Linked DNA regions of Homo sapiens: region 1 is linked to region 2. Evidence: read pairs that join two places in POLR2A ChIA-PET (ENCODE). Cell type or tissue: PC-3. All regions are shown on one strand. Each heading gives the region's core, and the rest is flanking DNA. Links, peaks and the distances in the headings are about the cores only.

Evidence for each region. Peaks named below come from ENCODE experiments on the same cell type or tissue, not always from the same donor. Only the 100,000 strongest peaks of a DNase experiment are listed, where the experiment ranks them.
Region 1: POLR2A ChIA-PET joins it to region 2 with 8 read pairs; 2 of 35 experiments call an interaction of 5 or more read pairs at or near these places.

Annotation. Positions count from the first base shown.
Region 1 is chr10:34,627,629-34,635,206 of GRCh38, forward strand. The region is part of intron 2 of PARD3 (par-3 family cell polarity regulator); the gene reads right to left. Among named protein-coding and RNA genes, the nearest start is that of PARD3, 180 kb to the right of the region's middle. In PC-3, for the core only: no CTCF peak of the experiment used is centred there; no DNase peak of the experiment used is centred there.
Region 2 is chr10:34,223,719-34,231,296 of GRCh38, forward strand. The region is part of intron 22 of PARD3 (par-3 family cell polarity regulator); the gene reads right to left. Among named protein-coding and RNA genes, the nearest start is that of LINC02629, 320 kb to the left of the region's middle. In PC-3, for the core only: no CTCF peak of the experiment used is centred there; no DNase peak of the experiment used is centred there; H3K27ac peaks cover 562 bases.

The DNA of each region.
Region 1 (7,578 bases), core at 1,409-6,408, 400 kb after region 2:
TGGGCTTCCGAAGCCAGGAACAGGCATGGAGCAGGTTCTTCTCTAGAGCCTTTGGGGAGGGGGGTGTGACCCTGCCAAAGCCTTGATGCCAGAATTCCAGCCTCCAGAACTGTGAGACAATGAGTTTCTGTGTGTCAAGCCATCCAGTTCTTGGTACTTTGTTATGACGTCCCTTCAAAACTAACAGACCATACATAAGCCCTCTGACTGAAATAGTTTAAAGTGTTATGTGGGAAGATTACTGATTCCAGGAAGAAATGATGGGCAGAGGTGGGTACACACAGGTTGCCTCATCAGCTTCATGAAGAGTCCAAAGTTGCTGCAAGCCCTCTTGGTGGACAGAGTCTGCTTTCTGCTCTAAAGCCCAGGCAGAAGAGGTGCTGAGTTTACACGTTGTGCCCTAATCTGCCCCACTCTCCTGGGATTTGCACAGCCATGATGAAGGAACCAATTCACAATAAATGCAGGATGTTCACCCATGCTACGTGGGAATACTTTCCAAACTCTGGCAACTTCTCTCCCCAAATTATTCCCTTTTCCTGTTGAGAGATACTGCACAGGAGCTTAGACAAGATTTTCATTTAGTAATAACGGGATGGGATGATCCATCCACAAGAAATAAGCTCAAGCACATACTCTGCTGTGTCTTTACTACAGAGTATTCAAGTAGTCAAATGCCAGGGACCAGTGACTCTGTGTACATATTAAGTAAAACCTGATTGGGAAATCTCTAATACGTCCATTCAGTCAACATTTATTGAATTCCTGCTACAATTTAGGTGAAGGCTCAGCACATGCTTCTGTAAAGGGCCACAGAGTATGGATTTTAGGCTTTGCAGGCAATATATCCTCTGTCCCAAGAATCGCCAATGCTCAATGCTGTCCCAGTGAGAAGCAGCTGCAGTCGGTACAGAAACGAGTGGGTGTGGCTGTGCTCCAATAACAGAGCTGCACTTGGCCTTAGCCGTTGGGGAGATAAGGCAGCCCTGCCCTGGAGTGAGTGGCTTCATCACGCCTGAGAGACAGAGGCCAGAAAGCAAAAAGCTTTGACAGCCACACTGCGCAGCACTGATGGGCCTGACCAGGATGGACAGAGAGGCAGATACACCTGTGTTTGGAGCAATATAATTTTAGAGAGTGAGGCAGTGAAAAACTGGAAAACAACCAAAAATTTAAAAATGAAAAAAGAAAGTGGAGAGAAAAATGACGAACAAGAAACAAACAAAAATTCCACGCATTACAGAGAGGAGTGGTTCACGACACCAGCCAATGTTGCAGGTGACATGAAAATTCCCTACATCCTTCAAATATGATTTTTTAAAATCCCTGTGAAAAGCCAAATGGCCTATAAATGGGTAAAAGAATAGGTCTTTAAGCCCTCCCCCAAAATGGGGAAAGAGGGGTGTTAAATTCTTCCTTCACCACGATCTCTATCAGCCATCTAATATTGCAGAGTTATGAGGTGAGAATAATGTACCCAATTGGTGCGGTAATGAAAGGTCCCTGGGCAGAAACACAGGCTCCATCTGCCCATACACTGTGGACATCTATTTTAACAAGCCTGTGTGTGATTTACTGCCCCGGACTCTCATATTAAACATTTTCAATATCTTTTAGCAGTTCAATAAAACCTGTTAAAATTAAATTCCAACCACAACTCACTCATCTACACCTTAGGAGGCAAAGGTTATACTAATGTGATCTCTCTTTATAGCCCTTGACAAGAAACAAAAGGAAGTCTTTCGCTCTGCATGTACAAAAGTAGTGATCCAAAGGCACAAAGGGGGGTATTTCCTCAATCTACACGTGTATGTGTGTGCATGTGCACACACACACACATACACACGTTAAGGTCAATGAATCCAGATTTGGGAATAGGTTTTGCTGCTCAGAGTGTGGCTAAATGAAAACTCAAGAAAGATCACTTCCAATCTGCTAGACGAAAACCTACAAAGAGGGCCTCAGTTGCAAGTTTCATATGTATGTACACAGACTGATCAAAATTAATATTGCACTGCATTATTTGAGACCCATTAAAAAGAGACCACCCAGTGGCTAAAATGTTTGAGATAAAACACTTCATCTGGTTGTCATAACCCTTTGTTTAGTGACTTATTTAAAACAATAAACACTAAAATATTCAAGACCCGCAGCTTTTATTAGGAGATTTTAAGACTGTTTTTGGGATAATCTGTCATTTTCTGTAGGTCAGTGGTCTACAGTGTTAATTTATTCAATAAGCAAATATTACAGATAGAATATGCATAGATATTAAGTATATTTCATATATGTAGATATTTATCTAAGTATCTAATGTATAACAAAACAAAACACACAAAGAATACATGCAGCTGTCCCCAACTGTGGTCAGCGAAACACGGCCTGTATTACTGATGAAAACGTGTAGCCCCTACACAGGCTGCCTAAACTTAGGGCCTATCAAACTAGAAGAGGGAGGGAGAGAGGAAATGGAGAAAGTGATCTAAAATCACCGACATAGCAATGGTACTCCTGGAGTTTAGAAACGTAAAGCATTTCAACTCCTTGTGGGCCTGCACTTACTCGGCATGGAGCTGGACCCTTGATCACCAAAACTGGAAAAACAGATTCCCTTCTGCATCCACGACCAGGCCTTGCCTGATTTCAAGGAAGTTTAAACAATGGTCAAAACACCCTGCCCAGATGTGGCAGAGACTCCTCCTGCAGGAATGCAGCTTTTCACATCCAGGTTCCCAACCTCCAAACACCCATGACCAACTATGGCCACAAGTCCCGACCAGAGCATCCTAGTCCACCCTTATCCTCCCTCTCTCTCTTTTTTTTTTTTTTTTTCTTCCGGAGACAGGGTCTTCCTCTATTACACAGGCTGGAGTGCAGTGGCACAATCTCAGCTCACTGCAACCTCCGCTTCCTGGGCTCAAGTGATCCTCCCACCTCAACCTCCTGGAGTAACTGGGGACTACATGCACAAGCCACCATGCCTGGCTAATTTTTGTATTTTTTGTGGAGTCAGCGTTTCACCATGTTGGTGTCTCAAACTCCTGAGCTCAAGCGATCCTCCCACCTTGGCCTCCCAAAGTGCTGGGATTACAGGCATGAGCCACTGCACCTGGCATCTTATCCTCCAAGGCTGTGCTAGGAGGAGCAAACACACATAGTGATTTCTGTAAACAGATTTATTTATTTATTTATTTATTTATTTATTTATTTATTGAAACAAGGGGTCTCCAGGCTGGAGTGCAGTGGCGCAATCATATTTCACTACAGCCTCAAACTCCTGGGCTCATGCAACCCTGCCACTTCAGCTTCCCAAGTGGCTGGGGCTACAGGTGCATGCCACCACGCCTGGATAACTGTTTAATTTTTTTGTAGAGATGGGTCTTGCTATGTTGCCCAGGCTGCTCTCAAACTCCAGGCCCCAAGTGATCCGCCTACATCAGTCTCCCAAAGTGGTGGGATTACAGGCATGAGCTACTGTGCCCAGCCTAGATTTTTCTTTTCCAGTATCCCAAATCCACAAGTCATCATAATTAGCAGAAGTGATCACTGAGGCAAAATGCCCATGTGATTACCTTTCGGGGTGTACCCACTCAGCCCCTCCTCTCCTGCCCTTCAACCATCAATCCAACATTTTCCCCTCGAAATGTGGTACAAAAACACAATCACATACGGCCCGAAAAGGTCCGTGACGTCAAGGCAAGTACATTGATTGAAGTAACATGAGAGAGAAGGGGTGGGTGTAGCAAAAACATTCTCAAGGCCAAGTCATCAGCCCTTACCCTTAGGAGGGGGCAGTGATTAAGAGGTGGTATGAGAGCCTCGTTTCTCATTTCTATAAGTGCTGGTAAAGGACCTGACCCCACTTCCTTACCTACTGCCTGCCCAGGTAACTGATGCCTACAGCATCACAGGAATTGCCAAAATGCAGAAAACAAATCCTAAATTGCTCTAATTTCATAACACAAAGGCTGGTTTTTGGCTTGAAATAATCAGGCAAATATATAATGTTCTGTCACCCAGGCTGAAGTGCAGTGGCACAATCTTGGCTTACTACAGCCTCAACCTCCTGCACTCAAGCAATCCTCCAACCTCCTGAGTAGCTGAGACTATATGCACATGCCACTATATCTGGTTAAATTTTTTATTTTCTGTAAAAACGAGGTCTTACCATGTTGCCCAAGCTGGTCTCAAACTCCTCGCCTCAAGTGATCCACCTGCCTTGGCCTCCCAAAGTACTGGGATTACAGGTGTGAGCACCATGTCCAGCCGCCGCTGAGGTCTTAATAGGTGGATGTTTTGGGTTTTTTAAGTGACAAAGTTGTCCATTTTTAGGTCTCTCGTATTGATGTTTAATTAGAAATATTAGCCTGAGGCCAGGCAGAGTGGCTCACGCCTGTAATCCCAGCACTTTGGAAGGGGGAGGCTTTTGAGATCAGCCTGGCCAACATGGCGAAATTCCATCTCTACTAAAAATACAAAAATTAGCCAGGTGTGGTGGCAGGCACCTGTAATCCCAGCTACTTGAGAGGCTGAGGCACCAGAATTGCTTGGACCCAAGAGGCGGAGATTGCAGTGAGCCGAGATTGCGCCACTACACTCCAGCCTGGGCTACAAAGCAAGACCGTGTCTCAAAAAGAGGACCTCAGCAGTGGACTCCCTGCTGACTTCAGCAATTCCATTCCCTAGATCACCCCCATCCCTAATCCTAAGAAGTACTCCCAGAATCCAGCCCCATCCTCTGCGCTAAGGAGGCCACCACAACCTTCACACGCCATTAGCCAGGGGACAGTGGGGCATCACTTTTCTCCTAAGCAAATCAGTCCCATGTAGGACAAAGGAATTAACTTTGGTTTTAAGGGGCTGGCAAAAGACAGACCAGAGAAGAACAGTATCTCAGAAGAAGGTATGAACAGTTCGATGTAGGTAAACACAGATAATACTGCCAACACCAGCTCCTCTGGCATCTGTACCAGGTAGATACAAATCAGAAATGCTGCTTTTGAGAGAAATTAGAAATGGGGTAGCTAAAAATGTATATTTTGAAAATAAGAATCTTATGCAGTCAAAAGCTTATTATACTGATTATACATAAATACAAAGCATTAGTAGCGTACAGCTCTAGAGGATAAACCCAGCAAGTCTTACCTTCATCAAAGCATCTGTAACACTCCAATAGATTCAAACAGAAGGAATCAATTATCATTCCGATTGTGATTTTTCTAATGCATGGTTGGAGTGTCTTTACTTCCCGTTGGCTTAACAGAGCTCCAGTGGCCACAGGTGGCTCGGGGAGGAACCGAGGAGGCTGCGCAGAGGCTAAGAAGGGAGGCCAACCTGCAGGCCAAACAACAGAGCGGGGCTTTCACCCCCAGGGGCTCGCCTGACTTGGAGGCTCAAGATTTGAGATTTCTTAAATTTCTCTTGTATATTGACAAGTTATCATTGAGGTACAAAAGTGATGTTATTGTTTAATACAATGTGGAATGAATAAATCAAGTTAACTAACATTTCCATCCCCTCAAATATTCAACATTTTTTATGATGAGAACATATGAAATTTACTCTCAGCAGTATTAAAATGTACGGAACTCAATTATTAGCTACATTCACTACACCATGTAACAGAGCTCCAAAAAAAAGAATAAGAAATAAATCAAACCTATGCCTCCTATGTAACCCAGGCTTTGTGCCCTTTGGTTACGATCTCCCCAACCCCCCTCCCAACCGCTAACCTCCCAACCTCTAACCCCCATTCCTCTTTGCTTCTGTGAGTTTAATGGTTTCAGATTCTGCGTATCCGTGAAAACAGGCAGTATTTGTCTTTCTGTGTTTGGCTTATTTCACCTAACACAATGTTCTCTAGTTCCATACACGTTGTCACAGATGACAGAAGTTCTTCCTGTTTTATGACTGACTAGTACTGCACTGTGTATACAGACCATTTATCCATCCGTCCAACGTAGGCTGGTGCCGTATCTTAGCTACAGTGAACGGCGCTGCAACAAACACGGGTGTGGAGACATCTCTTCGACATATTGATTTCAAATCTTTCAGGTAAACACCCAGAAGTAGGATTGCTGGACCATATGGTAAGTTCTATTTTTAGGTTTTTGAAGAACTTCCATGCTGTTTTCCATAATGTCTGTATTAATTTACATTCCCACCAACAGTGTATGAGGGTTCCTTTTTCTCCACATCCTCACAATACTGGTCATTTTGTGGGGTCTTCTGGATAACAGCTATTCTAACAAGAGGGAGGTGACATTTCACTGTGGCTTCACTTTTCCTTTCTCTAGTTTTGAGAGTTTTAAGTAGAAGGCCATTAGCGTCCATTTTAACCCCTATTCCATACTCAACTACATTGACCTGTCTAGTTCCAGCCTGAGTCCTCTGACCTGTCCCTTTCTTATTCAAAAGGTAATCAGTAACAGACCCAGGAAGCTACACAATGGCAGGAATAGATGACACTAGAAGATGAAACTCCTTCCTAAAGGAAGCAGAACTGGAAGAGCACTATTTGGGGAGAACCCTGGGAATAGATCCAAGGCGGCTTGTTTGGAAACCCAGAAAAAATAGGGGAGTTGTGAGAAATTATCCCCTAATTACTAAGGAGCTGTTAACAGATGAAGTCAATCTACATTTGCTGATGCGGAAACTTATCCAAGATATACTGGCAGAACAGTACGTATAGCGGGAAACCATTTGTGCGTGTGGGTGTGCTTAAAATGCTCATATATGTGCAGAAAATTTCTGGAAGGATGCGGGAAAAAAAAGATAATGTTTTCCCTCCAGGGGAGGGAAGGAATGTGGTATTCAGGACATTTTTATTTATTTTCCAGTTTACACACTTCTCCATTTTCTTTCCCATTAGCATGTACTACTGCTGTTATAACTAAACAAGAAATACTCAGGCTTTAAATAAACAGAAGAAACTGAAAGCAGGATAGGTACAAGGTTTTAAAGAATTGTTCCATTCAATAAGAAGGAAAGAAACAAAAACAGGGCAAAAAATGCTCTTACATGCACAAAGAAACAACTGAAAACAAAAGTACCTTCAAATGAAACATGGAGACAGCTTTGGCTTTTTGCTGAGACCCTAAACTTGGTGCTTTCAAATGTATTACGGGCAGAATGAAAGCTGCAAAGTACCATTTCCAGAACTGGGAGCTTTTTCAGTTTGTTGGGTGATTTCTAGTTAAGATTGAAGCTGGAGTGCTGGGAACAAAAGGCATCAAAAAGCAAACAGGGGGAATCTGAACATGAATGAGGTGAGGGGACAGCCATGATGGCATCACCACAGGCGAAGCAGGAGTCCAGGGCACAGTGGTGCTTCATGTCTAGCGTCCACCTGAAGAATGGCGGCCTACACTGGGTCCCCAAATAGTCACTGTGTTTCAGAGCACACCCAGATGGCATCACGATGGCTCCACTGAAAACACTGCTCAAAACCGGAGATTCACTTCTAACATGAGGTTATAGAAAAATACATATTTAAGACATTTTCAAAGGAGGAGGAGAACTGGAGAAATGCAGCGACGTGTTCAAGCTCCATGGATGAATTCAAGGCTTCTCCCCATG
Region 2 (7,578 bases), core at 1,320-6,319:
GACAGCCATCTATTAATAACTTCTTATGCACAAGGTAGGTCCACCCAGCCTCTATATATTTCCTCATTAACCTTTGTAACATCTCTGTGAGACAGGTGTGAACACTGCTTGTATTGAATGGGAAACTGGGGCTCAGAGACCATGTCACACACTCAAGGACACACAGCCAGCAGGTGGCAGCCCCTGGATTCTAACCCAGGTCTTCATGGCTCTAATCCCAGCCTAATCACTTTTCTAAATGACATGTTTTAAACTACATCAGAGGCGAGACAATAGAGGTGGATATTTTAAAAGCTTGTTCTTAAACCTTGAGGGTGTACTTGATCCTTACAGTTTGATATGGTTCAAACTCCTAAGCAGGTCAGCCTCAGGAGGGAGAAGTCGTCTCATTCTGACAGCCTGAGCCAGATCCTATAATCATCAACGCCCTTATATTCCTGTCTCAAAACAACAAACTTTAAGAGATTGACCTAAAAGCTTTTCATAAGACACAGTTAAGACGATCAATATCTGAATACATTGCTCAATGAATCCTGCTTAAGTTGACAATATGGAAAGATAACTTCTCAGCTGGACTGGCAAAAATCTCACAAGATTTTGCAGAGGTACATGGGGGAATTAGAGCAATATTTCTTCTTCTTTCATCAGTGTTTTAAGCATACTGAAACTCCCCCTCAGGGGAAGAGACCAGGTGTCACTCGAGTGTGCATGTGTCTTCCACAGGCACAGGGCACAGAGCTTTACACACTCTAAATCCTCAGTAAATATCTGCGGAGAAAGGAGACTAGATTCTCACCTGAATATGCAGAGATATAAACAAACTCCAGTGCAGCAAATTTAAGATAACTCTCTAAAGCACTGGTTGTTGTCACACCTGTGAAGTAGGAAAACTTAGGTGCCATAACAGGAAGTGCACAGGGCGGGCAGAGGGACAAGTGCCCATCTCTGCAATCAATAGGGGGCCATGAAACCCTCGGCCAAACAAAGCGCAGAATGACTGGGAGTAAATAGCAGAGGTGGAACTGGTCGCGTGTCTGCTGTCATCTGAGGGTTTCCAGGTTTTCTTAGACATGCTATTTCATTAGGCCTGGAGCACTTATCCATCATCCTGTTCAAGTTCCATCAAATCAGTGTCCCTTTTTATATGTCTATCTCAAAAAGCTACAAAGCAGTCTACTGAGTACTGTCAGCTAGAATGATTTATTCCTTTTCCTGAACAAGCTGGTTCCCTGGCTCTATTTTCATTGTTGTTGTTGTTTCAAATGCTTGACTGTTTTAAATTTTGAAAGAGAGACAGAAAAAAAAGAGACCAAGATTTTCAAGGTTTAGAGATGTTAATATTTAATCAAATTTAACCAAAAATATTTTAGGTCCTACTATGTTTCAGCCATTGAAAACACCAAGATGAATAAGCTCATATTCCAGTAGGGAACACAGACATATACACATCATGACAATACTGGATTTCATATTCAACAACAGACAAATGTACACAGAGATAAGTAGGAGGAAGCTGTATCAGAGTGGAGAAGAGAGGACACGGAAAGTACCACAGAGAGCTTAAATATCCAAGATGGGTTCCAGAGGACAAATGAAAGTTCACCAGGCAGACTGGACTAGTTTTTTTTCTCTTTTTTTTTTTTTAGGACAGAGTTTCACTCTTGTTGCCCAGGCTGGAGTGCAGTGGCATGATCTCGGCTCACTGCAACCTCCACCTCCCGGGTTCAAGTGATTCCCTTGCCTCAGCCTCCCAAGTAGCTAGGACTACAGGCACACGCCACCACACCCAGCTAATTTTTGTATTTCTAGTTGAGACAAGGTTTCACCATGTTGGCCAGGCTGGTCTTGAACTCCTGACCTCAGGTGATCAACCCACCTTGGCCTCCTAAAGTGCTGGGATTACAGGTGTGAGTCACCATGCCCGGCCAGACTGGTCTGTTTTAATTATCGGTTAAAACATACACATGCGAGCAAGATAACTTGAGTTTCTTACCTCATCTCATATACAAAAATTATCTCAAAATGGACCATAGGCATGTACATAAGAGCTAAAACTGTAAAACTTCTGGAAGAAAACATAAGAGAAAAATCCTCATGGTTCTGGGATAGGGAAAGAGTTCTTAGATATGACATCAAAAGCATGATGAAGGAAAATAAAGTTGAAAAATTGGATTCATCGAAATTAAAAACTTTTATACTTCAAAAGACAACAGTAAGTAAATTAAGAAACAAGCTACATTGTTGTAACCTTGGGCATTAAAAAAATAAAAAATACATAAACAAGTCCCAGACTGGGAGAAACACTGGTAAACCATATATCTATTACAAAGACTAGTACCCAGATCTATAAATGACTTACAATTCAGTAAGAAGATAAGCAATCTTATAAAAACGGAGGCAAAAGATATGAATAGTTTACCAAAAAAGAAAGAAAATAGGCTATTAATCAAACAAAAAGATGTTCAACATCATTAGAAAAATGCAAATTAAAATCATAAAATACCACTTCACACTCACTAGGATGGCTATAATAAAAAGGATACACAATAGGCTGGGTGTTGTGGCTAATGCCTGTAATCCCAACGCTTTGGGAGGCTGAGGCGGGTGGATCACTTAAGGTCAGGAGTTTGAGACCAGCCTGACCAACATGGTGAAACCCCGTCTCTACTGAAAATACAAAAAGTAGCTGGGTGTGTTGGCACATGCCGGTAATCCCAGCTATTTGGGAGGCTGAGGCAAGAGAACTGCTTGAATCCAGGGGGCAGAGGTTGCTGTGAGCCAAGATCGCACCACTGCACTCCAGCCTGGGGGAAAGAGCGAAACTTTGTCTCAAAAAAAACTAGACAGACAATAAGTAGTACTGGTGGAGATGTGACTATATTAGAACTCTCAAACATTGCTGGTGGGAATGTAAAATGATTCAGCCACTTTGAAAACCAGTGTGGCAATTTATTAAAAAGTTAAACATAAACTTAGCAAATAACTCTGCAATCTCACCCCTGGGAAATAAAACGTGTCCACAGAAAAACTTGTATGCACAAGTTCATAACAGCATGATTCATCATAGCCCCAAACTGAAAAGCCCAAATATTCATCTACTGTTGAATGAATTAAAAAAAGTAGTATATCTTATAATGGGATACTATGAAGCAAAATAAAGGAAGGAACTATTGATATATACAACAGCATGAATGCTAAGTTAAATGAACAGATGAATGCTAAGTTAAAGAATCCACATGCATGGCAAAGATTTCACGAAGAAGACTCAAAAGCAATTGGAACACAAACAAAAATTGATAAATGGGACCTAATTAAACAGCTTCCGCGCAACAAAAGAAACTATCAACAGAGTAAACACACAACCTACAGAATGGGAAAAAATACTTGCAAACTATGCATCTGACAAAGGTCTAATATCTGGAATCTATAAGAAACTTAAATCAACATGCAAAAACAAACAGCTCCATTAAGAAATGGGCAAAGGACATGAACAGACACTTCCCAAAAGAAAACATACATGTGGCCAACAAGTATATGAAAAAATGCTCAATCAACATCACTAATCATTAGAGAAATATAAATCAAAACCAGAATGATCTCCACACCAGTCAGAATGACTATTATTAAAAAGTCAAGGCTGGGCGCTGTGGCTCACGCCTGTAATCCCAGCACTTTGGGAGGCCGAGGTAGGTGGATCACCTGAGGTCAGGAGTTCGACACCAGCCTGATCAACATGGGGAAACCCCATCTCTACTAAAAATACAAAAAAATAAGCTGGACATGGTGGTACATGCCTGTAATCCCAGCTACTCAGGAGGCTGAGGCAAGAGAAGCGCTTGAACCCGGGAGGCAGAGGTTGCAGTGAGCCGAGATTGCGCCATTGCACGCCAGCCTGGGCAACAAGAGCGAAACTCTGTCTCTAAATAAATAAATACATACATAATAAAAAAATAACAGATGTTGGTGAGGTTGTGGAGAAAAGGGAATGCTTACAAACTGCTGGAAGGAATGTAAATTATTTCAGCCACTGGTGGAAAGCAGTTTGGAGATTTCTCAAAGAACTTAGAGCTACCATTCAACTCAGCAATCCCATTACTGGGAATATATATATATATTCCCAGTAATGGGAATTATTTTTTATATATATATATATATATATATATATACTGGGAATATATATGTATATATAAAATTTATATACCCAAAGGAATATAAATCATTCTACCATAAAGACACATGCACGCCTATGTTTATCATAGCACTATTTACAATAGCAAAGATAATGGAACCAGCCTAGTTGCCCACCAATGGTGGACTGAATAAAGAAAATGTGGCACATATACACCATGCAATACTAGGCAGCCATAAAAAGGAATGAGATCCTGTCCTTTACAGCAACACAGATGGAGCTGCCATTATCCTAAGGAAATGAATGTGGGAACAGAAAATCAAATACTGTACGTTCTCAATTATAAGTGGGAGCTAAACATTGAGTACACATGGACACAAAGAGGGAACAATAGACACCGGGGCTTACTGGAGGGAGGAGGGTAAGGACTGAAAAACCACGTAACCACTACTATGCTCACTACCCGGATGCCAAAGTAATGTGTACACCAAGCCCCCATGACATGCAATTTGCCCATGTAACAAACTTCCACGTGTACCCCCGAACCAAAACATAAAAGCTGGAAGAAAAATAAAAAAGAATCTACATGCAAAAAATTATACATATTAACGGTTCCATTTATATGAAATGTCTAGAAGAAGCAAATCCACAGAAGCAGATAAGCTGGGGTGAGAACACTGCTGGGATTTTTGTGGATAGAAATGTTAAAAGACTAGATTGTGGTGACAGTTGCACAACTCTATGAATTTACTAAAAATTATAGACTTGTACACTTTAAACGGGTGAATTATATGATATGAACATTATACTTCAATAAAGCTGGTATAAAGTATTGGTTAGGATGAAAATGGCAGAGGAAGATATGGGATTTTAAGCAGCACAGGAGCTGAATCGTGTTCAACAAAATTACTTAAATGAAAAAACAGACCCTGTGCTCCCAAATGCAAGCTGAGACATCCCCTCCACCATGTGAAACTCTCTTCATCTGTCCCTTTATTACGCACGTGTGTTTCTGAGGCAGGTAACTCTGGGATTATATTGAAGCTTCTCTCTTTTTTGCTTTTTATTCCTGTAGTCACCACACCTCGTCTGAGATCACACTTCTTTCCTCTTTATATCCAAGTTACTCCATGGCCCTGATCTCTGTTTCTCCTGAGTAGAGGGCTGATGAGGACATCATAACAGTGTTTCCTTATCATTTCCTTCAGCCTCCAAACCTCCAGCAACTGGGTCCCCTGTCCCTTTGACTCAGTCCTCACAACAGCCACACGCCTAGCCAATGGGATCACCAAGCCCAGCTTCTCAGCATCAGCTATATGACTGCTTCTGCATGAGATGCCTCTCCTCCAAATACAGCTTAAAAAATTTTCCTCCTCCTTATTTTATTTAGAGACAGAACCTTGCTCTGTCACCCAGGCTGGAGTACAGTGGCATGATCACAGCTCACTGCAGCCTTGAACTCCTGGGCTCAAGCAATTCTCCCACCTTGGCCTCCTGAGTAAGCTGGGACTACAGGTGTGTACCACTATGCGCAGCTAATTTTAGAATTTTAGAATTTTTATTGTAGTGTAGAATTTTATTCTAGTGATAGGGTCTTGCTATGTGACCCAGGCTGGTCTCTGAACTTCTGACATTGAGTGATTCTCCTACCCTGACCTCCCAAAGCGCTAGGATTACAGGTGTGAGCCACATCTGGCCCCAACTCTTCTTTTTAAATACATTCCACAACTGTTATGCCTAAATATGCCTCTTTAATACTATCATTTTGCTCTTGTTCATACGTCCCATCATAATTCTTCTCTAGTTGAGGGTGCGTGTGTGTGTGTGTGTGTGTGTGTGTTCAACCTGCTCAAAAACTCCAGGTCACAAACTCTGTTCTGCCTCATATTTCTTATGTTTTCAGTACACCTAATCAATTTTTGTTGTTTTTGTTACTGGGCAATGAATGAACAAGCAAACAAATAACCAAAGGAGAGAATGAGTGAAGTGCTGATGCAACAAAGAAACATGTCTTTCATTTTATTCATCCAATTTGTGCATTTTAGTACCTTTTCTTACATAAAAGTCTTAAGTGAGAACTATTCATCTAGCTTTTGTCATGTGGCTCTCAAACGAATTCCTATTTGCATTTGGACAGTTTAAAAATACTGAAGCGTTAGTTCACATTTATACACTTGGGCAGCAATGAGGTGCGACAGAAAAGGCAAATACATTAGTGTCAAATATGAATAACCTTTCCTTGCCCAGCTCTGGGGAGGCCCTGAGCTGAGGAAACAATGTGGCCTTCTGTTTCTATTTAATACATTGAGCAACCACAAATCAAAGACTGTAACCAATAAATAAATACATACCATAGAACATAAACCTACCCAGCCACAGAAATCAGGAAAGCCTCAACATGTGGATTTCCTGAGCAGGGAGAAACACACCAGGGCCTGGTCCACCCAGCAGCAGCAGGTACTACCTGGAAGAACTTTGTGCCTCTTCCATCATCCCCTTCTACCTCTACTCCAGACCTCTGCATGAAGGCAGATTCCGTTCTAAACTCACACTGGTAAAGTTAAGTATTTTGTCTATATTTGCCAAAAAGCAATGTACAAAGACATCTCAATACGGCCAATATCTAGAGAAGAAATAGACTGAAAGTTTTCCATACCTAGCGACTCCCACTAGTCACCTGACTATAGGTCTGGACTGGCTCTACCTCCTCCAAATTATTTTTCCTTTAGTCAACTGAATACTGAGGATGTCTTGTCATATTTTGGCCTTTTCCTTCTCAATGCAAACCAACCACCAGGAAAGCTAGAAACTCTTTTTCTCTCTATTCTAAAATAACAAGTTTGGAGAGCAGAGAGGAAATTGTACAACTGGCAACTTAAAAAAACAAACTAGGGGCTGGGATTGGTGTGGTGGCTCACGCCCATAATCCCAGTGCTTTGGGAGGCTAGGGCGGGAGGATCACTTGAGGCCAGGAGTTTGAGAGCAGCCTGGGCAACACAATGAGACCTCATCTTTATCAAAAAATTTAAACATAGCTGGGCATTGGGGTGAGGATACAGTCCCAGCTACTTGGAAGACTGAGGTGGGAAGATCTCTTGAGTTCAGGAGTTCAAGGCTGCAGTGAGCTATAATCGCACCACTAGCATTCCAGCCTGGGTGACAGAGCGAGACCCTGTATCTTAAAAAAGAAAACCCCAACTGAAACTCAGGTTACTCCAGTTGTATCCAAAAGCGGAGGTTCATCCTAGCCACAAAAATTTCTCAGTTTGTCATATTTGTTTTAGACATCCACATATATATACATGTTCAACAAAATTTATTAAAATAGCTTTATATACTCTATTCTTACAGGAAAAAATATATACATGAGATATTTTTTCCTTTTGACATACACTAGTGTTATTAATATAATCTTAGGCAAAAAAAAAAAAAAAAAAAAAAGAACTTGT